Regions from separate parts of the Homo sapiens genome. Here region 1 is linked to region 2. A link is a loop called in an ENCODE intact Hi-C map of the cell type or tissue named here. Cell type or tissue: prostate gland. All regions are shown on one strand. Links, peaks and the distances in the headings refer to the core of each region. The heading gives the core; the rest is flanking DNA. Region 1 overlaps KATNIP (katanin interacting protein). Region 2 has its middle 7.7 kb from the start of GSG1L.

Region 1 (11,982 bases), core at 2,274-10,273, 430 kb after region 2:
GCAAGGTTCCCTACCATGTGGCCACAGCCCACCTTCTTGCCCTGATTGCTGCACAGACAACCACACACCTGATAATTAGGCCAAACAAAGGGCTTCTGGGGCTGCGAGGATCTGCAGCTTCATCAGTCCAGCATCCAGGCTGTGTCCTTCAGGAAACACCTCCCTTGTTTTCCTCTGGGGCCCAATTTCCTCCCAACTCTCAGTCCACATGTGGCCCCATGGTGGGGATTTGAGGCAGGCCTGGCCAATCCACCTATTCCACCCTTATAACATGCTATGGCCAGCCAGTCCAGGGATAGAAACGGACCTAAGGCAGCAATGAGAACAGCCCTGGATTCCTGTTAGAGCCGTGGGAAAGAGGTGCTCTCTTCTTGAGGGATGTGAAGCTAGAGGGAAGTCTATCAGGAGCTGCTGGGGACCATCCTGTCCCTAACAGAAAGAGCAAAGAGAGCTGAGAGGATGAAGCAGAGTCCTGATGGGTTTTAGAAGCCCTGGATCCAGCTGCACCTGAAGCGAGCCCCACTGAAACATTCTCCTTTTTGCTTACACCAGTGTGAAGAGGATTAAAGTTATTTGTGACAGTCTTGGCCCTCCCTTGTACCCTGAACTCTCCCACCTCTGTGCCTCTGCTTATGCTATTCTCCCAATCTGAATGCCATTTTCCCAAATCTTTTCCATGCATCCAAACCCTACCTAGCTTTGGAGACAATGCTCTCTGCCTACCTGGTATCTGTCAGCTGCCTGACTCTACTGAGGTGGCCATGTGCCCCACTAAGACGGTCACATTGCTGGGGGCCCTTGCAGCTAGGGATGGCCACGAGATCCAGGTGTGGCAATGCTAGTGGTTAGAAGTCTACGAGGCAGAGCTTCAGAGAAAACTCTGTTTTCCTGGTAATCAGGAGAGACTCAGTGCAGACAGGACTTCTGCCCTTTACCCTTCTACCCTTCTTCCTGACCGGAATGTGGATGGGATGTTTGGGAACACAGCAGTCATCTTGTGAGAATGAGGAAGAAAGCCACACACCAAAGATGGCCCAGCGCAACAGAGAAGCTGGGTTACTGGTGGCACCACCCACCCATGCCACCAGCCTGCCTCCAAATGCACTGTTCACAAATGAGGAAAACAGGAGCCATGTTCTCTAAGATGCAGCAATCTAGTTTCTGTTGCAAGCAGCTCAACTCCATCCCACTTGCTAACCCACTCTGGGCACTTGTTACTTTTGTGTTTCTGTTACCGTGGCTCCTGTGTGGTGAAGGGCCCAGGTTCTAGACTCCGGCATGCTACGTGATTCCTGGAACTCTGATGCCTACTCCTTGTGTGACCTTGAGCAAGTCATCTAGCCTCCCTGAGCCCGGTTTCCAAATCTGTTAAGACACCACTCATGAATCTTCATCAGAGAGCTGCCACAAAGATGACACGCAGTGACGCAGGTGAGCCCTCGGCTGGGGCTTTGGCACACAGCACCACAGGGCTGTACCTATTTACACGGCATCAACTCTGCACAGGTCACCAGACTGCCTCTCAGGTGTATGTTTCATTCGGCATAGCCCCCAAAAGCCAGCCAACCATGTCCTCTGGTAGTGAACCAGAGAAACTGCCACCTGCTCCAAGGCCACAGGTAAAGCTGGCTGTGTTGGACTCAGTAAGCAGGGCCAGGGCTGGCTTGAGGGGAGCAAGGTGCCCAGGGTGTGATATTTAAGGGAGTCTCACTCTCAGGCACCAACCTGTCCATGCACAAATCTGAGCATGAGGCCTCCTTTAATATTCTGCTCCAGGTGCCTTACTTACCTCACCCTCTCCTGGCCCTGTTACTGAAAGATAGAACAGGACACAGAGTATGTGCATGAACTCCAAGACTCACAAAAGGGGTACTCAAGGGTATTTAGGGGCTGGGCAAGGTGACTCTTGCCTGTAATCCCAGCACTTTGGGAGGCTGAGATGGGAGGACTGCTTGAGTCCAGGAGTTTGAAACCAGTCTGGGCAACATAGTGAGACCACATCTCTAAAAAAATAAATAGATAAATTAGCCGGGCGTGGTGATACGTGCCTGTAGTCCCAGCTACTTGGGAGGGCAAGGCAAGAGGATCACTTGAGCCTAGGAGTTCGAGGCTGCAGTGAGCTATGATCACGTCACTATGCTCCAGCCTGGGTGACAAAGCGAGATCCTGGCTCTAAAGAAAAAGTGAGCAAAGAAGGGCTCAGAGAAGGACAAGTGACTAAAAGAAAAATGATGCAGGAGGAAATTGAGAGACAAGGTCTCCGTGGGAGCCTGTGAATGGGGCTGGCACCCAGCCAGATGCCCACGAGGGCTGTTATTATAGGAGGCTCTGGAGCTAAGAGGGGCTGGGGACGGCATGATCAAGATTACATCTTTGGCTGGGCGCGGTGGTTCATGCCTGTAATCCCAGCACTATGAGAGGCTGAGGAGGGCGGATCAGTTGAGATCAGGAGTTCGAGACCAGCCTGGCCAGCATGGTGAAACCCTGTCTCTACCAAAAATACAAAAATTAGCCAGGTGTGGTGGTGTGTGCCTGTAGTTCCAGGTACTCGGGAGGCTGAGGCAGGAGAATCGCTTGAGCCTGGCAGGTGGAGCCTGCAGTGAGCCGAGATCGCACCTCTGCACTCCAGCCTGGGCAACAGAGTAAGACCCTGCTTAAAAAAAAAAAAAAAAAAAAAGATTATGTCTCTGGAAGATGGACTAGGGAGGAATTGGCCCTAGAAAAAGCAATTTCCTAGAACTGGTCCTAGAAGCAGCAAAAAAATAAATAAATAAAAAAGAAAAAGGGGTGGTGGTGGTGGTGGTAATTAGGGCATGCATTTCCCTTGAAGCCCTGGGGTTAGAACCTTTCACCCCTTGTAATATTCAATTCCCTGCAGGTTTAGTAAACATAAGGATTATCTAGATGATGAAGAAAATGATGTCAGAGTCTTACTGACCTACCAAACTCTAGTAGTTTGGACAGAACTCCTTTCTGATCCAAGTTCACAATGCCCCGCTCACCCATCAACGCTTTCACACTACGTGCCATGTCACTGGGTGCCACTCCAAGCACTCAGGTGCATTCACTCATTTAGTTCTTTTTTTTTTTTTTTTTTTTTTTTTTTGAGACAGAGTCTCACTCTGTTACCCAGCCTGGAGTGCAGCGGGGTGATCTCGACTCACTGCAACCTCTGCCTCCTGGGTTCAAGCAATTCTCCTGCCTCAGCCTCCTGAGTAGCTGGAACTACAGGTGCCCGCCACCAGGCCCAGATAATTTTTGTACTTTTAGTAGAGACGGGGCTTTGCCAAGTTGGCCAAGCTGGTCTTGAACTCCTGACATCAGGTGATCTACCTGCCTTGGCCTCCCAAAGTGTTGGGATTACAGGTGTAAGCCACTGTGCCTGGCCGCTCATTTAGTTCTCAAAGCAACCCAAGGGGGAAACTGAGTCACAAGGGTGTAGGCCACTTGCCCAAGGCCACACAGCGAGGAAGTTGCACAGCCTAATCACAGGCCTGACACTAAACCAAAGATGGGCCAACATTTCCTGTAAAGGGCCAGAAGGATTTTAGACTTTGCAAGCTATATGGTCTCTGTTAGGATACTCAGCAATCCTATTGCAGCTCAAAAGCAGCCACAGGCAATGACTAAAGAAATGGGCACGGTTGTGTTCCAGTAACACTTTATTTACAAATACGGGCTGAGGCTAGATTTGGCCCAAGGGCTGTAGTTGTGGATGAACTCTTGTTCTAAATCACCATGCTGTACTGCCCCCAGCAGGCGTGTTGAAGAATAAATGTGTCCCACCTGGGCTGGGTGTGGTGGCTCACACCTCTAATCCCAGCTCTTCAGGAGGCTGAGGTGGGAGGATTGTTTGAGGCCAGGATTTTGAGAGCAGCCTAGGCAACACGGTGAGACCTTGTCTCCACAAAAAAAAAAAAAAAAAAATTTTTTAAAAATTAAAAAACAATGTGTCCAGCCTGGGCTATAGAGGCCTTTGGACTGGGATTAGAGAACTTCCCTGGTGTCCCATGTTGCCCTGGGTTCCAGCTCCACATATGGCGCAGCTTCCTCCCAGGCCCTATCAACTCGGTCTTAGCACATGTGTTACCCTCGGCGCTAGGGCTGTGGAGGGAAAGCACTACCCGGAACATATAACCAAAACCGGGGGTTTCCAGGCCCGGAGATTCCTGGAGGTCTTCCTACCTCGACTGGGATGAAGCTGTAACGGCTTTGAAGTTCATCATTGATTTGAATTTTTCTTTTTATTATACTTTAAGTTTTAGGCCCCACAGCAGGCCCCCCACAACAGGCTCTGGTGTGTGATGTTCCCCTTCCTGTGTCCATGTGTTCTCATTGTTCAATTCCCACCTATGAGTGAGAACATGCGGTGTTTGGTTTTTTGTTCTTGCGATAGTTTGCTGAGAATGATTCCAGCATTCATCCATGTCCCTACAAAGGACATATAGTTTCCAGCTTCATCCATGTCCCTACAAAGGACATGAACTCATCATTTTTTATGGCTGCATAGTATTCCATGGTGTATATGTGCCACATTTTGTTAATCCAATCTATCATTGTTGGACATCTGTGTTGGTCCCAAGTCTTTGCTATTGTGAATAGTGCCGCAATTTTCTACCATACCTCCCAGGAGAGCATGCTCCTCCCTCCTCCCCAGAAACTACTCAATTTACATCCAAATACCAGGAGGCCTTCTAGCCGGGGAAGAGATGGCTCGAGAAGGGGCAAGGAGGAGGGACCACGGGGCACGGGGCCCAGGCCTGAGGAGCTGCCTGACTCACCAGCACCGGCCAGGGCCTAGGGTGCGGCCTGGCCTCCCCATGGGTTTCTAGTCCTTTGTCCAGAAAAAGGGGGCCTGGACTAGGGCCCTGCTACTCTAAGTGTGGTCCACGGACCAGCAGCATTGGTATCTCCTGGGAATTTGTGAGAAATGCAGAATTCCAGGCCCCTCCTTTGCCTTGGGAATCAGAATGTAAACCTGAGCAGTATCCCAGGTCATTTACACGCACGCACATTCAATTTCCAATAGCATAAGATCAGGAGATCGACAAGGCTTTGTGGTGGAAGCCGTTGCTTCTGCCTGTCCAGCACATACTCCCCTGTGTTTGGTAAAAGCACCCTGTTTTCGCTTTTTGAGATGGTGTCTTGCTCCCCACTTCCTGCCCGGGCCCTAAGAGGTTCACATGGCACTGAGTCCTCCCAAGGGGTGGAAGCACGTGACCCAGGCCTAGCCAATCAGAGCATGCGATTCCCCTGTCCCCCCAGTGATTGGGTGACTGGTTCTGGGGCATGGAAGAGATGTGGTAGCAGGGTGGCGGAACCTAAGTGGGCAGCTGCTGGTGGCTTGTCTTGGTACCACATGGGGCACAGGGGGGGTTGAGAGATGAAGAATAGGTCATTATATCGTTTGAGCTCCTGGACCCAAACGTGCCTGAACTTAAGATAACCAAGAATCGGGATGAACAATTCTGCTAGCCTTGGATTTGAACTGAAAGCATGAAAGAGAGCTCTAATGTTCAAGGAAAGCCCAGGTCTCTCTCTCTCCTTTTTTTTTTTTTTGAGACAGAGCCTCACTCTGTCGCCCAGGCTGGAGTGCAATGGCGCGATCTCAGCTCACTGCAACCTCTGCCTCCCGCGTTCAGGCAATTCTCCTGCCTCGGCCTCCCGAGTAGCTGGGATTACAGACATTCACCACCATGTCCGGCTAATGTTTTTGTATTTTTAGTAGAGACAGGGTTTCAGCACGTTAGCCAGGCTGGTATCGAACTCCTGACCTCAGGTGATCCACCCATCTCGGCCCCCCAAAGTGCTGGGATTACATGCGTGAGCCTCCGCGCCCGGCCTCTCTCTCGTCTGTGGTTTTCCCGTCTTCCCTTTAGCACTACTGCTCACCTCGCAGAGGTGTCAGGACCCAGGTTTGCAGTCGGCATTAAGGCACTGAATCAGCAAGCTTTTACTGAGCGCCGACTGCATACAAGGTTCTGAAAACACAGGAAGATACAAAAAAAAAAAAAAAAAATTAAAAACCAATGCCCTGCCCTCAAGGAGGTCACACAGCACACATAATGGGAGAATGTGTTTATGAAGCAACATGTGACAAAATTAATGTGGTCCAGAAAGAGTTTCTAATGTTGAGTGGGTGCTGGAGAGGGGAATAAATAGTCCCTCCATCTGGCCTGCTCTCCCGCCCCCAGCCCCAGGGAGGCTCCTCTGCCACCACTGGGAGGAGATTGAAAGCAGCCCTGCCCACACGGAAGGCTCACCTCCAGTGAGCAGCCCAGGCTGGCAGGTTCCAACCCAGCCCCCCAGGCCGTGCATGGCTCCCTGCCTCCCACCTCCACGCCCTTGCAAGGGATGATGACTGTGCACCTGGCTAGCTCCCCGCTTGGCACGCTGCTGTACCTGAGTGGGTGTTTCAAAGCGGCTGCTCTTTCTTGCCTACTTGCAGCACCCAGACCTGGGTAGACCCTTGCAGTATCAATCATATGGGGGAGGAGGATTTAAAAGCAGTGACATCCCCAAATCCATGTTCCTTTTTGCAACCCAAGGCCAGCTTATTTCATACCTGGCCCACACTCAGCCCAGTTCATGCCTAGAGTTATTTGTTCATATCTGCCACCCCTCTTCGCAAACTGTTTTAAAAGGTGTGCATTAAAGCTTATTGTCAAGTAGAAAAAAAGAGCAAGGCTGGGGGCTGCCCCATATGGTTGTGTGGGTTGTGCAGTATGCAAATGGCTCCCTCTAGAGGTACGAGAGCTCTAAAACACTGACAAAGGTAGGTCTAGGGTTGGGAGGTCCGGCTGACTTGATGTGTTCATCCCTGATTTGTCTGATCTCTTAGAAATAGCAGTGCTCCCCACTCTGACAGTCTGTGTTGTGCAAGGTCACTGGAAAGGCCAATGCTTTACGGCTTGTTTCATTTGTCGTCCTCACTGCAAGGGTTTCAGAACTCAGAAGGAAGATAACAAGAGACAGGGCCCCCAACACTTCCCATTTTTACTTGTGAGATTTTCTGAAGGTGCTGAAGCTGCACAGGCCACAACAGGACACAGGATATGGTGGCTGAGTGAGAGCAAAGCCTCTGCTTTAATAATTGCAATGAACTTGCTTTAGAGACCTTTAAGGAACGCCCACCCCACAGTAAATTGCTGGAAGGCCAATCCCTTCACTAGCAATTTAATGCTAAGAGCCGATGACGTTCATCAAATCTGACAGCATTTTGGTAAACGACGGCTCTGTTGATTAGGCCGCTGTCCACCCAAGTATTACAAGGCTGAGGAAGCCATAAATCTTAATCCACAGATAGCAGCATAAAGATCTAAGGCCCAGAAGTGGTGGGGGGAAAAGGACAGTATGAACAAGAGGCCATACATCACCACCAGCCCATTCCACAGGGAAGGTGGCAGCTCGGGAGCCCAACACAGCCATCGCCATGATCCTCCCCAAACCCCCAGGAATCTGAGGGGCTTGGGAAGGGTTTTACAGGTGGAAGTCATCGGCTTCTTGGCCAGGAGCCAGAGTTGGGATGACTCTGTGACCTTCTGGTCAAGGGATCTGGAGGCCAGTGTACCTGACGCAGCCCCTCCTGTCAGGGCAGCTCTACCCAAATGTGCTTTCTTATTGTTGGGTGAGACCGTAAGAAGAGAAACCTGTTCTCCTGGAGGCGGTGAATGGATTGGGCTTGGTCAGTAGAAACAGGGTGTGTGATTCAAGAGAGTTTCAGGGCTGGGCGCAGTGGCTCACGTCTGTTAATCCCAGCACTTTAGGAGGCCAAGGTGGGTGGATCGCATGAGCCCGGGAGTTCAAGACCAGTGTGGGCTACATAGCAAGAACCTGTCTCAAAAAAAAAAAAAAAAAAAAATCCAGCAAGACAGCCAGGAGGAGAGTACAGAGGGTGAATGGGGAGGCAAGGGGGCTGTGTGGACTGTGAATAAGGCTGGGACTGCAGGTGCTCACTGTGCACTGGGACCACTGCATCCCACCACGGTGTCCCCTGCTGACCAATGTGAATACACAAGGCGACCGTGTGGCCCCACTGATACCTCCTGGTTGGCATGGCCCTACAAGTGAAACCCCAAGACCGGGAGAGGACTGTGGTCCCTCTCTTGGTGGAGCAGCTTTTGAGAACTGGCCACTGGCCACTGGGGACTTGGCTGCCTTGACCACTCTGCCTACCTTGGCTGCCCCTAAGCATGGCAGGAGCCCATCCAAAAGGGTTAGGATAGAAAGATTGTCTTCCTCTCCATCCCATGGACCCAAGACTCTGTCTCCATGGACTGTCTACCATGGAGAAACTTTGGACTTAACTCCACTTCTTGGAGCCAGAGCAAACCAATCCAGCCTGTCTTCCTCATGACGGTAATAATGGTATAGCTGGCACCCCCAGTCTATTCACTCTGCTACCTCCAGCCTTCTTGACAAGAAGCTATAGGACTCATGGTTCCTGCTCATGTGGCCAGGGCAGGCAGGGTTTGCACCAAATGAACTGGTCTCTGAGGGGCTCTAGTCATAGCCGATGGAGGTAGGAGGGGGTGCCTCATCCAGGCTAAGCAGCAGCAGCCCAGGCCATGCCCTGAGAAAGGGATGAGCTGAGAGATTCAGACTGTCTCTGTCTTGGAAACTTTCAACTAACAAATATGGAGGGAGTGTAAAACCGTGTGTGGAGAAGGCACGATGGATCAGGGGAACACTGAAGCTACGAGTTGGCGGCAGCTCAGGGACAGGGAACAGAAGTGCAAGGACGGGGGCTGGGGAAGGTTGGTGGAGAGAGACGTAGCCCTGCTTCAAAGGCTTCCTGGTCCTCCTGTAGCCCCTTGCTCCCATGGGCGGTCCTTTCTGCACACATGAACCCAAAATATGAACCCAAACGTGGCGCTCTACTGTTTCAACCCTCTTGGAAATTCTCACATTTAGATTGAAATCCAAACTTCCTCCTGTGGTCTTCTAGGCCCTGCATGGCCGGTTCTTCCTACTTGCAACCCTGACACCCTCATCCCCACCCTTTCTGCCACCCTGTCCTGATCGCCCTGCCTCCTCTCAGCCTGTGCCCAGTGCCCGCTGCTCTCACTGTCCCCTCACCTGAAAGCCTCCCCCAGCCACAGATCTTTCCGGGGCTGGCTCCAGGTAACTCTCAGGCCCTGGCTGCGATGCGGCCCCTTGGGAGGCTGTGCTGCCCACCTTCGCTGAAGGAGCGCTCCCCCGACAGCTTCTCTTTCAGGCTGCTGTCCTCTGTCCTTCCTTCGTAGCACTGTCTTCCGACTCCCTTGCTTGCCTTTGGTCCTTTGCCTTCCCAACCTCCCCACCCGCTCCCCATCAACATGAGCTCCAGGAGAGCAGGGCTGGCCTCACTTATTGCTTGGAACCCGGCATCTGTAAGTGCCAAAACTGAGTATGTGCTCAATACATGAGCACGGAATGAAAGAAGTAAAGTATGAGTGAGCAAAGGAACATACTAGAGTGAAGAGCCCTGAGGCCTCCAGGCTGAGCTGCCCTCCCCATCTGCCCCTCTGTGATTAAAACAACAACAGGCAGCACCATTCACTATTTCTCCTGTGCCAGGCACTGCTTCAGCTTCTCTCCAAACACAGACCCCACTGATCCTCATTAATTGCCCTCATTAATTACCATTACCAACCTCACATGACAAATGAGAGCGCAGGCACCAAGGGGTTAAGCGTCTTAGCCACTGTGCAGCTGGCAGGAGGCGGAGCCAAGGCTTTGCACTGGGGCTGCTGGAAGGTTCCAGGGTCTATGCTCTTAGCCATTCCTCTGGACTTGTCTGTCACCTGTTCCCACCTGAAGCAGCAGGCAGCCCCTGCTGAGACCACCTGTAATGCACGCTGCACATGCTCCCCTCCAGCAGCCCTGGGAGGTTTCATTGATGATGAAACCAAAGCTCAGAGTGGTTACACGGCCAGCTCCAGAGCACACAGCTCACAGAGGTTACATGGCCAGGTCTGGGGTGCACAGCTCAGAGAGGCTACACAGCCAGCTCCGAGACACACAGCTCAGAGAGGTTACTCAGCCAGCTCTGGGGCACACAGCTCAGAGAGGTCACATGGCCAGCTCCAAGACACACAGCTCAGAGAGGTTACACAGAGAGCTCCAGGGCACACAGCTCAGAGAGGTTACACAGCCAGCTCCAGGGCACACAGCTCACAGAGGTTACACGTACATAGCTCAGAGAGGTTACACAGCCAGCTCCAGGACACACAGCCAGTGAGCAGTCCAAAGCCTACTCCTTCCACTCTCCAGGGGCTACAAATTCAAATGCCCCAAAGAACCAGACGGGAAATGGAAACACGAGATAAGAGAAATCATAGCCTAAATCTGATAATAAACCACAGCTACCACTCAGCCTCACCACTGAAGCTCTGGGGAGTGGTGGGGACTTTGGCAAACAGGAAAGCTCATGCCCTATCCAAAGGCAGTAGCTGGACTTGGCTCCTGCTGCTGGCTGCCTAGTGGGGAGGAGGATGGCCCAGCGTGGGGGCCAGACTTTTCCATTTTTTCCAGGGAAGAAGAGATCTAGATTTTTGATTTTGAGATAGGGTCTTGCTCTGTCCCCCAGGCTAGAGTGCAGTGGTGCGGTCATGGCTCACTGCACCCTTGAACTCCTGGCTTCAAGCGATCCTAACTGTCTCAGCCTCCTCAGTAGCTGGGACTAGAGGTGTGCGCTACTATGCCTGGCTAATTTTTTTATTTTTAGTAGAGATGGGACTCACTATGTTGCCTGGGGTGGTCTTGAACTCCTGAGCTCAGGTGATCCTCCTTCCTCGGCCTCCCAAAGTGCTAGGATTAGAGGCATGAGCCATTGCACCTGGCTAGATATATTTTTAATATAAAATCTTGTTAATTTAAATGTTGGCAAGCTTCGAAAAGTCTTTTAAAAGCTGTATGAGCCCAACAACCATTATCTGGGGGCAAGTTTGACCCACAGGCTTCAAGTGGTTAACTTCTGGACCCCGCCAGGCCCGCCATCCATGTATTTGAAGTCAGGTGTCACACCCTCCTCCCAGTTAAGCAGTCCCCATGTCTTCACAGCCCGAGCTTCAAAGGCAGGAACTGAGCCTTCTTGAATTTTTTTTTTTTTTGAACCCTAGAGCCTTGCACAGTGCCTGGGCCCTGCTGGGTATCAATACATGTCTGTTAAATTAACAGATGATTTCATTCATGACACATGTAGTTCATTCACCACTTTTGAATGCTCCCTGGTTTGTGTCTATCTTTAAGGTTGGTTCCCAAAAGCCTGGGTGTGTGGAGCAGAGTCCATGCTCTAGACTGGAGGGGGCCGGCTCTCGGTACCCATCCCACACTCCTCCTGGGGAGCCTTTCTGTGGGGTAGAGGCCAGAAAGCCAAATACTGCATTTCCCAGACTCCCTTTCTAAAGCTGTCCTCACAGGGTTAACAAGAATTCTCACAGAATATAGTTATAATTCAGCATTAATCACTGCACTTTGACCCACTTCCTTGTAACTGAAATTCACTGGATACTGACCATTAGCATTCCCATTATTCCTTATAGATTTCTGACTGTAGAATCATTAAGGCTTTTGTTTAAGAATTGCTTAAGATGTTTTTCAGATCTTAAATTCCAGCAAAACAACTCACGCTAGCCAGTTTGAAGGCCCCCCACAGAAGAACGGGATCTGCGTGAGAACACAGCTTCTTCATCTCCCTGTCCCGTGACTTCCCCCTGCACTCTTCCACCAATCAATGATCTCCACACATCAGCCTACTCCAAAACCCTTAAAAACACTGGCCCCAAACTCCTCCGGGAGACAGATTTGAGGTTTCCTTCCATCTCCTCGTTTGGCGGCCCTACAATTAAATCTCTCTCTCTGCTGAAACCCAGGGTCTATGTGTATAGACTTGCCAGCATCGTGCAATGGACCTATTATGGTTACATTTTGGCTTGGGTTCTGGGTGTGATTTAGGTTCAGCCAATCAGATGGCCTCACACGAGCCAGGGAAAGCAGAAG
Region 2 (11,982 bases), core at 2,681-10,680:
GTTATAGCCATCTCTTTTGCATTCTTAGCTGTGACATTTGGGTGGGAATGACCCCTCACCCAGCTCCAGGCGTGGGTCCTGACTGGTGTAAAGAAATGGATGTCACTGTTGTGTGGTCAGAGCACCTCATTCTCCCTGTCCACAGCGAGACGCCAGGAACCGTTTGCTTCTCCACCATCTGAGAAAGAGATGAGGTGCTGTGAGGATGTGAGGTCAGGAATCCAGGCGGCTGTTTTGTGCCGCGTGGGACCTCCATGTGGAGCCAGAGGACAAAGGGATGAAGTTAACACTGAAGAAAGTAAACCAGGAGGCCAGAGAGGACCCAGGTCTTTGACAGCTTTGAGATGCTAGATTCAGCCATACCTCCAGCAAGATCTCTCCCTGAGCTTTTCAGTTACATAAACAAATGACTGCCCTTTAGGTGGCTTCAGCCAGCCCTGAACGACACATCTCTCTCCAAGGTGTGGCATGAGCATATGCAGGAATGTATTTATAGATTTTCATTTTCTTTCTTTCTTTTTTTTTGTGACAGGGTCTTGCTCTGTCATCTAGGCTGGAGTGCGGTGGCCCCATCATAGCTCACTTCAGCCTCGACCTCCCAGACTTAAGTGATCCTCCTACCTTAGCCTCCCAAGCAGCTGGGACTACAGTCGTGTGCCACCACGCCTGGCTATTTTTATTTTTACTTTTGTAGAGATGGGGTTTTGCTACATTGTCCAGGCTGGCCTGGAACTCCTGGGCTCAAGTGATCCTTCCATGTCAGCCTCCTGAGTAGCTGGGACTACGGGCTCGTGCCACCACACCCGGCTCTGTGATGCTATTTACCGAAGAAGTTCCCAAGCTCACAGTGCAGCCAGATGTTTCTGTGAGCCTCAGCTCTTTCTTCCCCCTTCCCCATCACATAGCGTATCTTTTGTTAAAGTCTCTTTAACACAGTGGACACATTTGGCCACTTCTGCTCCTTTTGTTTTGTCTTCTTTTTTTTTTTTTTTTTTTTTTTTAAGAGATGGTGTCTTGCTGTGTTGCCCAGGCTGGTCTCGAACTCCTGGGCTCAAGCGATCTTCCTGCCTCGGCCTCCCACAGTGCTGGGATTACAGGGATGAGCCACTGCGCCTGGCACATTTCAGCTCCTCATTCCTTTTCAGCTCTCTTGATCCCATACACTTTGTTTTCAGAGAAGCTTTGGGGGTTCTAATGGGAGATGTCTCCAGCTCACTTCTTCCCATCTTGCTGGCATCCTGGCCTGGCTGAGCTGGATGCCTGGGTCCACCGTAATCCCCACCTGCTTCTTACCCCCATTAGGACTGTGCCGTGCACAGGTGGGCAGGGAGAGGGCTCGTGAGAGAAATAACTGGAACACAGATGCCCACTGTATCAGTTAGCTTTTGCTACAGAAATGCTTCCTAACAAATGACCCCACACGTCACCCTAAAGCGACACTCATTTATTCTCATAGTGGGTTGATTGGTTGACTGACCTGGGCTGGACTTGGCAGGGAAGCTCTGCTGGTCTTGGCTGGGCTCAGCCATGTGACTAGGGGTCAGGTGGGAAGGAATTCATCAAGGTCATCCTTGTCCTGGGGCTAGTGGGATGGCCGAGGTGTGTTCTTATGGCCCAGCAGCCTCATATGATTGGCAAAGCAAGTCACATGGCAATGGCTGGAGTGCAGAGGCAGGGACCCAGGCCCTGCTCACCGTGGAAGGGCTCTTGCAAAATCACTTGGCAAAGGGCAGCCAGACACAGGAAGGGACACAGACCTGGGGCCAGCGACGTGACTGGGAGTAACCATGCATCTCAGTGGTGGTGCCCAATCTCTCTCCCAACCACCCTGGGAGCATTGGAGCTGGAACAAACAGCTGAGGTGGAAAGACCACAGAGTCAGTGGGGTAAATGGTCCCAGCTACTTGGGAGGCCGAGGCGGGAGGATCACTTGAGTCCAGGAGGTGGAGGCTGCAGTGAGCTATAATCATGTCACTGCACTGCAGCCTGGGTAACAGAGAAAGACCCTATCTCAAAAAAAAAAAAACAAACAAAAACAAAGCTAGAAAACCCCACTGACTTCTCCAAAGCCTCCAGGAAGACACGTTCCTCCTCCTCCCAGGGCTGAGGTCTCCCCACTGCACAGCCACACTCCCAGGTAGACAGAAGAGGCCTCCCTGAGTCACAACCACCCAGTGCCTCACCTCATCGATTCTGACCGTTTTAGAGTGAGGTGCAATGAGCTGGTCGCATCCAGGACTCTCCTGAGCTTGGAGACATAGTACAATCCTTTTGATTTCCTGCTCAGATCCGCCCTGTCCTGTGCAAGCCCCAGCCAAGCCCCTTCCTAGGTCAGCTCCCTCCAGAGTGCTGCTCAGGAGACGGGCGTTCTTCTGATATCCTTAGCGCAGGGAGGATCCCCCCTTGCACTGGGCTGTGCCTCAGCTGGTGGCTGGGCTTGCCTCACTCTCGGGGAGACAGGAGTGGGCTGCCTCCTCCTCCTCCTGTTTCTTTGTCTCCATGCTTCCCTGACTTCGCCTCTTTTAACAAAACTCTTCTAATGTAATAAATTTCTTTTGTGGTCAAAAACTTGCAGTACAGGCTGGGCGCAGTGGCTCATGCCTGTCATCCCAGCACTTTGGGAGACCGAGGTGAGAGGATCGCTTGAGGCCAGGAGTTTGAGACCAGCCTGGGCAACATAGTGAGACCCTGTCTCTACAAGAAATATTTAAAAAGTAGCCTAGTGCGGTGGTGTACACCTGTAGTCCCAACTACTCCAGAGGCTGAGGTGGGAGGATTACATGAGCCTAGGAACTGGAGGCTGCAGTGATCTATGATTGCACCACTGCCCTCCAGCCTGAGTGACAGAGCAAGACCCTGTCTCAAAAAACTAAACCAAGCTGGGTGCGGTGGCTTACACCTGTAATCCCAGCACTTTGGAAGGCTGAGGCAGGCAGATCACGAGGTCAGGAGTTCAAGACTAGCCTGGCCAACATGGTGAAACCCCGACTCTGCTAAAAATACAAAAATTAGCCAGGCATGGTGGGGCGTGACTGTAGTCCCAGCTACTTGGGAGGCTGCGGCAGGAGAATAGCTTGAAACTGGGAGGTGGAGGTTGCAGTGAGCCAAGATCATGCCACTGCACTCCAGCCTGGGTGACAGAGCGAGACTACGTCTCAAAACAAAAAACAACAAACAAACAAAAAACCATGAAAACCTCCCAGTACACAGAATGGGTGTGACCGCTCAAGGGGGCTTCTGGGGAGGCCCCTTCTGGAGGTGATCGCTGCTCAGTTAAGGCTTTCTGGACTCCTGAGATTGGTGGGCCACACCTGGGGTTGACCGCTAGACCTTGGGCAGGTTGTTTCTCTTTCAGCCTCAGTTTTCTCATCTATAAAATGGGGACAGAAGAGCACCTGCCTTACAGGGCAGTTGCAAAGACTAAATGAAGTTACGTGTGTAAGGCACTGAGTACACTATGGCACTTGATGTTGAATACGTTGTCTTTCTCTTTGCTTTACTTAGGAGTTTGAATCAATAAAAGAAGTGTCAGGCAGGTGCGTGCACATGTGTTTGTGTGTGTGTGTGTGAACACCGATGCTGGTTAACAGATCATCTGTGTGGTAAGGACAAGGTTCTCAGAAGATAAGTCTTCATCATAAACCCAGGGAAGATAAGGCTGTGCTCAGTGAAAGCAAGAATTCACCCTTTTCCACTGAGCTCTGGGCCCCTCACCTTCTGTGATAGCCCGGGACTTGGGTGTATCTTTTGTGGCCTGTGCCACAACCACAGTCCTGGACCCAAATTTGCGAGAACTCACAGTGTCTTCTGGGGGTAGGGAAAGCTCTGGTTCCCAAGTTTTAGGGTCCCCATGCGATATGGTTTTGCTGTGTCCCCACCCAAATCTCACCTTGAATTGTAATAATCCCCACATTTCAAGGGCGGGGCCAGGTGGAGATAATTGAGTCCTGGAGGCGGTTTCCTCATACTGTTCTCATGGTGGTGAATAAGTCTCATGAGAGCTGATGGTTTTATAAAGGGGAGTTCCCCTGCACACACCCTCTTGCCTGCTGCCATGTAAGATGTGACTTTGCTCCTCCATTGCCTTCCACCATGATTGTGAGGCCTCCCCAGCCATGTGGAACTGTGAGTCCATTAAACCTCTTTCCCATATAATTACCCAGTCTCGGGTATGTCTTTATTAGCCGTGTGAGAACAGATTAATACACCATGCTGTACCCTCTGTCCCATCAGCAGTCTCCCCTTTGACAGTATCATCTGTCACAGTCACAATAAGGTCCTGAAAACACTTTACCAGTTCCGCCGTGTCTGTGCCTCTGTTTCCTCATCTGTCAAAGAAGACTGGAATCATACCTGCCTCACAGGGTTGCTTGTAGATGTAATGAGTTAATGTGCGTGAGTCTGCTTACAACAGTGCCCAACACATAATCAGGATTTTTTTTTTCTTTTGAGACAAGGTCTGGCTCTATCGCCCAGGCTAGAGTGCAGTGGCACAATCTCGTCTCACTGCAACCTCCTCCTCCAGGGCTCCAGCGATTCTCTCAGCTCAGCCTCCTGAGTAGCTGGGACCACCATGCACCACCATGCCTGTCTAACTTTTTTTTGTACTTTTTGTGAAGATGGGGTTTGTCCATATTGCCCAGTCTGGTCTTGAGCTCCTGACCTCAAGTGATCCACCCACCTCGGCCTCCCAAAGTGATGGGATTACAGGCGTGAGTCACTGTGCCTGGTCCAGAATCAGGACTTTCTATTGTTGTTTATTATTATTATTTATAAATTACTCCTAAAAATATGACTTTCCTAGAAGATTCTTCAATGACACTTTGTTTTGAGATGGGGGGTGACCATGAGGGTGACTCAAAACAGCTGTTGAGCCTGAAGATGAGTTTCATTATTTTCTTTTATGATAAGACAAATGCTTTCATTTACTGATGTCTTCTTCGGGTGACATGTGACTGTCAGCTACTTGTCCCCCTCCAAAGAAAGCACAGGATCCGCCCCTTCAAGGAGAAGGTGATTTTTAAACAATGAATGAGAATGTGAGTGCTTTTTGAGAGATACTCACGTTTTGGAAAGAGCATTTTGAAAGCAGATGTTTGGAAATGTTTCCATTGTTATCAGCTTTTATTGCCAAAAAGCAAAGAAAGTGTGTTTCCTTTTAAAACCTCCCCACGTCTGCACACTTGAAGAACTGGGAAACAGAAAATTCTAGCCAATTTCAAAATCTTTCAAAAGAAAACTTTTAGGAAGTTTTGAATCCATTTATTACAAATCTGCAAATACCAATTTTCTGAATTCTTTTCAAGATGAAATGAGGGCTATCCAGGAAGATGGATGTATACAGTACTAGTCAATTTCACCAAAAAATAGTTCCCTATTTGGTGAATGGGATTAAAATACGAGTATTGATATTAATATTTAGAAAGCACAGCATATGGCACTTCTTCCATTTGAATTTACAAATCTTTGTGAGGTATCGTTTGCAGCTCTAATAGCCACTCAAACCAAGTATGGACATCACTCTCCACAGAACGAGATTCTCATGTCACCACAGCACGTACCGTGCTTTCCAAACCTAAGCTTTCCAAAAAATAAAAAAGATTCAATTGCATTGCTATCAGGAAAAGAACATTTGGAATGCTCAAATGAAAGCCAAAAGGTGAATTTTACTGTTAGCAAGTAAAATAAAAATATTTCAAAGTAGTGTTTATTTAATCTTCATGTCCTCCGTTAAGAATTCCTAGTTTTTATACAGGTTGAGCATCCAAAATTTGAAAAGCCAAAACCTAAAATGCTCCAAAATCCAAAACATTTTGAGTGCTGATATGATGTTCAACAGAAATGCTCACTGGAGCATTTTGAGGCCGAGGTGGGCAGATCCCTTGAGGTCAGGAGTTGTCACCAGCCTGGCCAACATGGTGAAACCCCGTCTCTGCCAAAAATACAAAGATTAGCTAGGCATGGTGGCACTCGCCTATAGTCCCAGCTACTCGGGAGGCTGAGGCAGGAGAATCGCTTGAACTCAGGGGTCGGAGGTTGCAGTGAGCTGAGATTGAGCCACTGCACTCCAGCCTGGGTGACAGAGTGAGACTCTGTCTCAAAACAATAACAACAACAAAACAACAACAACAACAACAACATATTTCAGATTTCCGGATTTGGGATGCTTAACTGGTAAGTACAAAGTGGATATTCCAAAATCTGAAGAAGTTAGAAATCGGAAAAAGTCCAAAATCTGACACACATCTGGTCCCAAGCTCTTTGGAATAAGGGATATTTTATGCTTTATGTACAGCTCGTAATATGTTAGTGCATCATTGTGTAATTCATAAATGTTCCTGCCCAGTTGGAGATCTCTGCTCTTAGTCGTTTCATTAAATCCCAAGTCCCTCACCTGGGCAGTTTTCGTGTCTTGGTGGTGGATGGATGAGTGTGGAGGGGACGCTCTTACTGGTCCAGGGGATCAAGACTGGCGGTCCCACTCTTGGCCCCTAGGAGGCAGCAGAGGGAAGCAAAACAACAGCTTTGAAACCTACTCTAGGAAAACAGCCCCATAAGGGCTGGTGCAGGAGACACCTTATAATGTCTCCTTTCTCCCCAACCTTCCTCGTTCTCCCTCCTCAGGAATGGAGTAAAATAAACCATCTGCAGCCCCTGAGGACCGAGAAAAATCCCATTGAGCGTGGGGAATACGGAAGGGAGTCACTGACCCCCAAGGCTCATTTTGAGCGGTGGGGCTTTAACCTGAACACTGCATTTATCCGAAGATGACACAGAGCTGGCCCACGACAGGTAGAGGGGACCCCGGGTGGTCCTGGACTCTGGCCACTGTCCTGCTACTTCTTGAGCTGTTTCTCCAGCTGAGATCTAGTAAGAATTCCATAAGGGTCGATTTAATTGTATCCCTTTGGCTAAAGCGCATGGTATACAGTCGGTGCCAAATCAATGTGTGCAGTCTCTGACCTGAGGAGTAACTCTTCCTCATCTCATTTGTTACTGCTCTATCCCACCCAAACCTATCTGTGACCTGTCACGCATTTCCTTTCTGTCCTGGGTGTTGGAGTCAGGGCCAGTTTGCGGGCTGCTGTGTCCCTGCCTCTGAGAGCATTTTCTGGCAGATGTACTAAAGCTCTTGTGTGGCGGGTTTTGGCTTGATTCTTCGAGAACGCAGCTGGGGAACAAGTGTGAGGTTCCTTCTCATGGCTCAGAGCAGACTTCAGTACTTGGCATGGACTATGCGTGAGCCTCCTAACACATCCCCACGATGCCTCACCTCCCATCCAACCGACCGCGGGTCCCCAGAGCCGCCTTCCAGAAACGCAGCGTCGTGCGCCTGCTCCAGCCGTCGCTGGATCCTCATGGCTGGCGGAGTGAGATCAAAGCTCCTGGGCCGGTCTTGAAGGCCCTGGGATAGGAGTGCCCCCCAACCGTCAGCCCTCCAAGACACTTCTGTCTACGTGCCCCACGCTTCTGTCACGTAGGCTTGGTGCAATTGATGGAGCCTCTCTGAGCAGCGTCAGTTTCCTCATCTATAAAATGGACACGACTAACCCCTTGAGGATTGAGAATGACGAGAGATGGGCGACCATGTGTGGAAATGCGTTCCTGTGCTGAGACACTCCACACATATTGGTGTCCTTTTCCCGCCCTCATTTCACAGACGAGGAAACTGAGGCTCTGAGCGAGAGATTGGGAACAGATCCAAAAACACGCAGCCCAGATGCAGCAGAGCCAGGATTAACACTCAGACCTTCCCAGTTATCTCTAAAAATTAATTACTTTTTAATTTTATAATTGACACATAATAATTGCTACATATTTCTGGGGTGCAGTGTAATGTTTCAGTGTCCATGCATATATTATATAACAATCCCTCATCAGTGAGGGTCCCCCAGTAGATCTTTTCTTTGTTCTCCTGCACAGATTACCATCTATGCATTTGGGGAATTTATCACCCACTTCCCTGTTTATTATTATTATCATTAAAGACAAGGTCTCGCCTTGTCATCCAAGCTGGAGTGCAGTGGCTCAATCATAGCTCACTGCAACCTCCACCTCCCAGGCTCAAGTGAGCCTTCCACCTCAGCCTCCCGAGTAGCTGGGATGACAGGCACGTGCCACCATAACCGGCTAACTTTTTTTGTATATTTTGTAGAGACGGGGGTCTCACTGTGTTGCTCGATGATCTTGAACTCCTGGGCTCAAGCCATCCACCTGTCTTGGCCGCCTAAATTGTCAGGATGACAGGTGTGAGCCACCACGCCCAGCCCCTTGTTTATTGTTGTCTCCCCTTCTAGAAGGTAAGCCCCATGAAGGCATAGACCTGGCCTGTCTTGTTCACTGAATGCCCAGCACAGAGCAGGAGGCTGATAAACACTTCCTGAATAGACAAGGGCTACAACAGTTTCCAAGAACACACAGGTAGCCCCAGCTGATCACTTTCTAATGAAGCTGGTTCCTTTCACCTCCGGAGAATCTACCCCCTGGGATGTCTTTGATTGCACAGAGCTTGAGGGCCTTCCCTTCCCTGGGAACAGTGGCCCTGAACCACGAACAGCCTGGTAAGCATACCAGCACTGTGAGGCTGGCTTTCCCCAGAAACCCGGAGTGACGGGTTAACCAGGGGAGTGAAGTGGGCATTAGGCTTGCATACCTTGGGAGTCGATGTTTAAAAAACTTCCCTGATAATTGGAAATTGGCTAATCTCTTGCTATAATTAGGAGAGGCTGGAGGCTGGGGATGTTCTGTTTTCCCAAGCTCTGTTTTGAAGGTGTAGAAACCAGGAAGTGACTTAGGAAGCCCAGAAGCTAACAAATGACCGTAGCCACGGACTCCAAGGAAACATGAAATGCATTGGGGACACATCCCTTCAAGGCAGATTCATGTTTCCTGAAAAGTATGAATTTCATTATTAATAGCAACAGTTTTTCTGGTAAATTTTGTTGAGTATAAAAACACGAGCCAGGGGCACACCACCACACCTGGCTAATTTAAAAATTTTTATAGAGATAGGATTTAATTTTTTTGCCCTGCTGGTCTCCAATTCCTGGCCTCAAGCAATCCTTCTGCCTCAGCTTCCTAAAGTCCTGGTATTATAGGTGGGAGCCATCTCGCCTGGCCTGGGAGTCTAGATTCTTATGTGAACTCTCATGATTCTGGAATGTTGGCAACTGATAAAAATTTAACACTCTGTAGAGGCCAGTTCCATCCAGGCCAAACAAAATAAGCTTAAGGGCCAGATTTGGTCTGCAGGTGCCATGTGGGGTGAGCTGGAGGGGCTCCCAGGCACGTGGGGGAGACAGGTGTGAAAACAGACATCATGGTTCAGAGTGATTCATGATATTGAAGATCAGAGGAGGGATGACTGGCTGCCAGGACGTGGGATAGGGGTCAGGGAGGATTCTACGGCGGCATGAGGCTTACAACAGCACCCTGAAAGACGCACAGAGGAAGGAGAGCAAGGATTTTCCATGGAGAGGAAGGAATGTGTGTGAAGGCCTGGGTTCAGTTTGAGCACCAGGTGGTCTGACGCCGCACGGTGGTTTGGTGCAGCTGTGGCAGTGCAGGGGCGGCAAAGGGGCTGGAGACGTGGACAGGAGCTAGTCACTAGGACCTGGAAGAGCGAACTCAGTCATTGAGCCTTTTTGTCCTGCAGGGCAGGCGGTGGGAGCATTTGGGGGGGGTTTGGCGGAGGTGTGTGGGGCTGGTCTCTCTGGAGGCAGGTGCAGGGTTGGGGTGGCTGAGGGACAGCATGGAGACAGGAGGCTGCAGTGAGGCCTTGGCCTGTGGCAGTGAGCCAGAGAGGAGGGAGCCAGGGACTTAGGCTCACATTTCTGGCCTCCTAAACAAATCCCATTACCTCTCCCTGCAACCGCTTCCCTCTACGCCCAAGGTAATTCCAACTATATCACTATTTGGGATAAAAATCCCTGTGGTGATCCAAGGGTTTTGCTGATGAGTTTGGATTCACTTCGAAGGTTGTGTAGACATCTGAAGTGGTCCCTCCAAGGGTGTAATCTCCATCCACTGTCTTCAGCTCATGGGAAAGGCCCAGTACAAACTCAGCCAGAATTTTGGATTTTCCCTGTGCCCCACAGGTCTGCTTCTGACTCAGCCAATAGCAACTCCATCCCTGCGGGAACTCCTGCCGAACACATCGGAGTCATACTTCCCCGTGTTCTATCGTGGGCAAATCCTGCTGGATCTGCCTTTATTTCACTTTCTTTTTTTTAGAGACAGGGTCTCACTCTGTCACCCGGGCTGGAGTGCTGTGGTTCGATCATAGCTCCTTGCAGCCTTGAACCTGCCCGGCTCAAGCGATCCTCCTGCCTCAGCCTCCCAAGTAGCTGAGACTACAGGCACACACCTCCACATCCAACTCATTTTTAATTTTCTTTTGTAGAGATAGGGTCTCACTCTGTTGCCCAGGCTGCTCTTGAACTCCTGGACTCAAGTGACCCTTCCTCCTCGGCTTCCCAAAGTGCTGAGATGAAAGGCGTGAGCCACCGCACCTGGCCTGGAGCTGCCTTTAAAGCTGACCCAGAACCTCCACCATGCCTGTCCCCACACTGGTCTGAGTCCCTGGCCTCATGCACTGGAATCCACACACCAGCCTGTCTGGTCTCTCTGCTTCCACCCTTCTTCCCATAGCAGCACGTGCGGTCCTGTTAGACACGAAACCAGACATGGGTCCCCTCTGCCCAGACCCTCCGCCGGCATGAATATCTTGCTCAGAGTGAATACCTGAGTCCTTGTGTGGTCTCTGCATTCCTGTGTGATCTGTCCCCTCCTCTAGCACCTCCCGCCCCCTTTTTTTCCTCCTCTGCCCTTTGCTCACTCAGCTGCAGCCACACTGTGCTCTCAGTTTTTCCCCAAAGGGCCAGACAGGCTCCTGCCTCGAGGCTTTTGCACTGGCCATCCCTCTGCCTGGAACTTCCATTCCCCCGGATGTCTTCATGGCTTGCCCCTACATCTCCTTCAAATCCTTGCTCCAATGTCCCCTTCTCAGTGAGGCCCTCCTTGAAGCCATCCCCACTTTGATCCCTCCCTGCTGAATTGCTCTCCCTGGCTTTCACCCCTGCATACTCTGCAGTGTTCTTTCTTTTTTTCTTTTTGAGACAAAGTCTCGCTCTCTCGCTCAGGCTGGAGTGCAGTGGCACGATCTCAGCTCACTGCAACCTCTGCCCCCGGGGTTCAAGGGATTCTCCTGCCTCAGCCTCCTGAGTAGCTGGAATTACAGTTGTGCGCCACCACACCAGGCTAATTTTTGTATTTTTAGTAGAGACAGGGTTTCGCCATGTTGGCCAGGCTGGTCTTGAACTCTTGACCTCAGGTGATCTGCCCGCCTCGGCCTCTCAAAGTTCTGAGTGATGTTCTTTCTTACGAACTTTGTTCACGTTCTCTTTTCTTCCCAGTGCTGAGCATTCAGTGGGTGGCTCAGTGAGTGGAGGAGCATCTTAGATGGAAATTCCAAATCCCTCTGTGCATCCTCAGGTGTTTCTTGAGAGAGTGTGGTCCCTGAGACATATCTCACCTGGGCTCTCCTGGCTTTGAACATGCAGGACAGGGTTCCCAGCTGTAGGTCACCGAGCCCTGCTCACATGCACACCAACCACAGCCTCGAGTCCAAAGAAGTACCCTGTTTAGCACACATCGAGGGGCTGGTTTTCATTGGTACACAGACACTCATGATGAATACTGCATGCCAGTTTAAAAGTGCTACTGGAGGCTGGGTGCGGTGGCTCATGCCTGTAATCCCAGCACTTTGGGAGGCCGAGGCGGGCAGATCACTTGAGGTCAGGAGTTCGAGACAAGCCTGACCAACACGGTGAAACCCCGTCTCTGCTAAAAATATGAAAAATAGCCAGGCGTGGTGGCAAGCGCCTGTAATACCAGCTACTCGGGAGGCTGAAGTATGAGAATCGCTTGAACCCAGAAGGCGGAGGTTGCAGTGAGCTGAGATTGCACCACTGCACTCCAGCC

The links. Peaks named below come from ENCODE experiments on the same cell type or tissue, not always from the same donor. Only the 100,000 strongest peaks of a DNase experiment are listed, where the experiment ranks them.
Region 1: a loop joins it to region 2, with 12 times the contacts of the local background. A loop is called at or near these places in 51 of 110 quality-filtered maps.

Annotation. Positions count from the first base shown.
Region 1 is chr16:27,634,715-27,646,696 of GRCh38, reverse strand. All of the region lies in intron 5 of KATNIP (katanin interacting protein), which reads right to left. Among named protein-coding and RNA genes, the nearest start is that of KATNIP, 91 kb to the right of the region's middle. RefSeq lists enhancers at 4,936-5,577, 9,377-9,877. In prostate gland, for the core only: a CTCF peak has its summit at 6,736 (motif pointing left); DNase peaks (open chromatin) are centred at 6,736 and 7,656; H3K27ac peaks cover 1,426 bases.
Region 2 is chr16:28,065,421-28,077,402 of GRCh38, reverse strand. No RefSeq gene overlaps it. Among named protein-coding and RNA genes, the nearest start is that of GSG1L, 7.7 kb to the right of the region's middle. In prostate gland, for the core only: a CTCF peak has its summit at 6,488 (motif pointing right); a DNase peak (open chromatin) is centred at 6,492.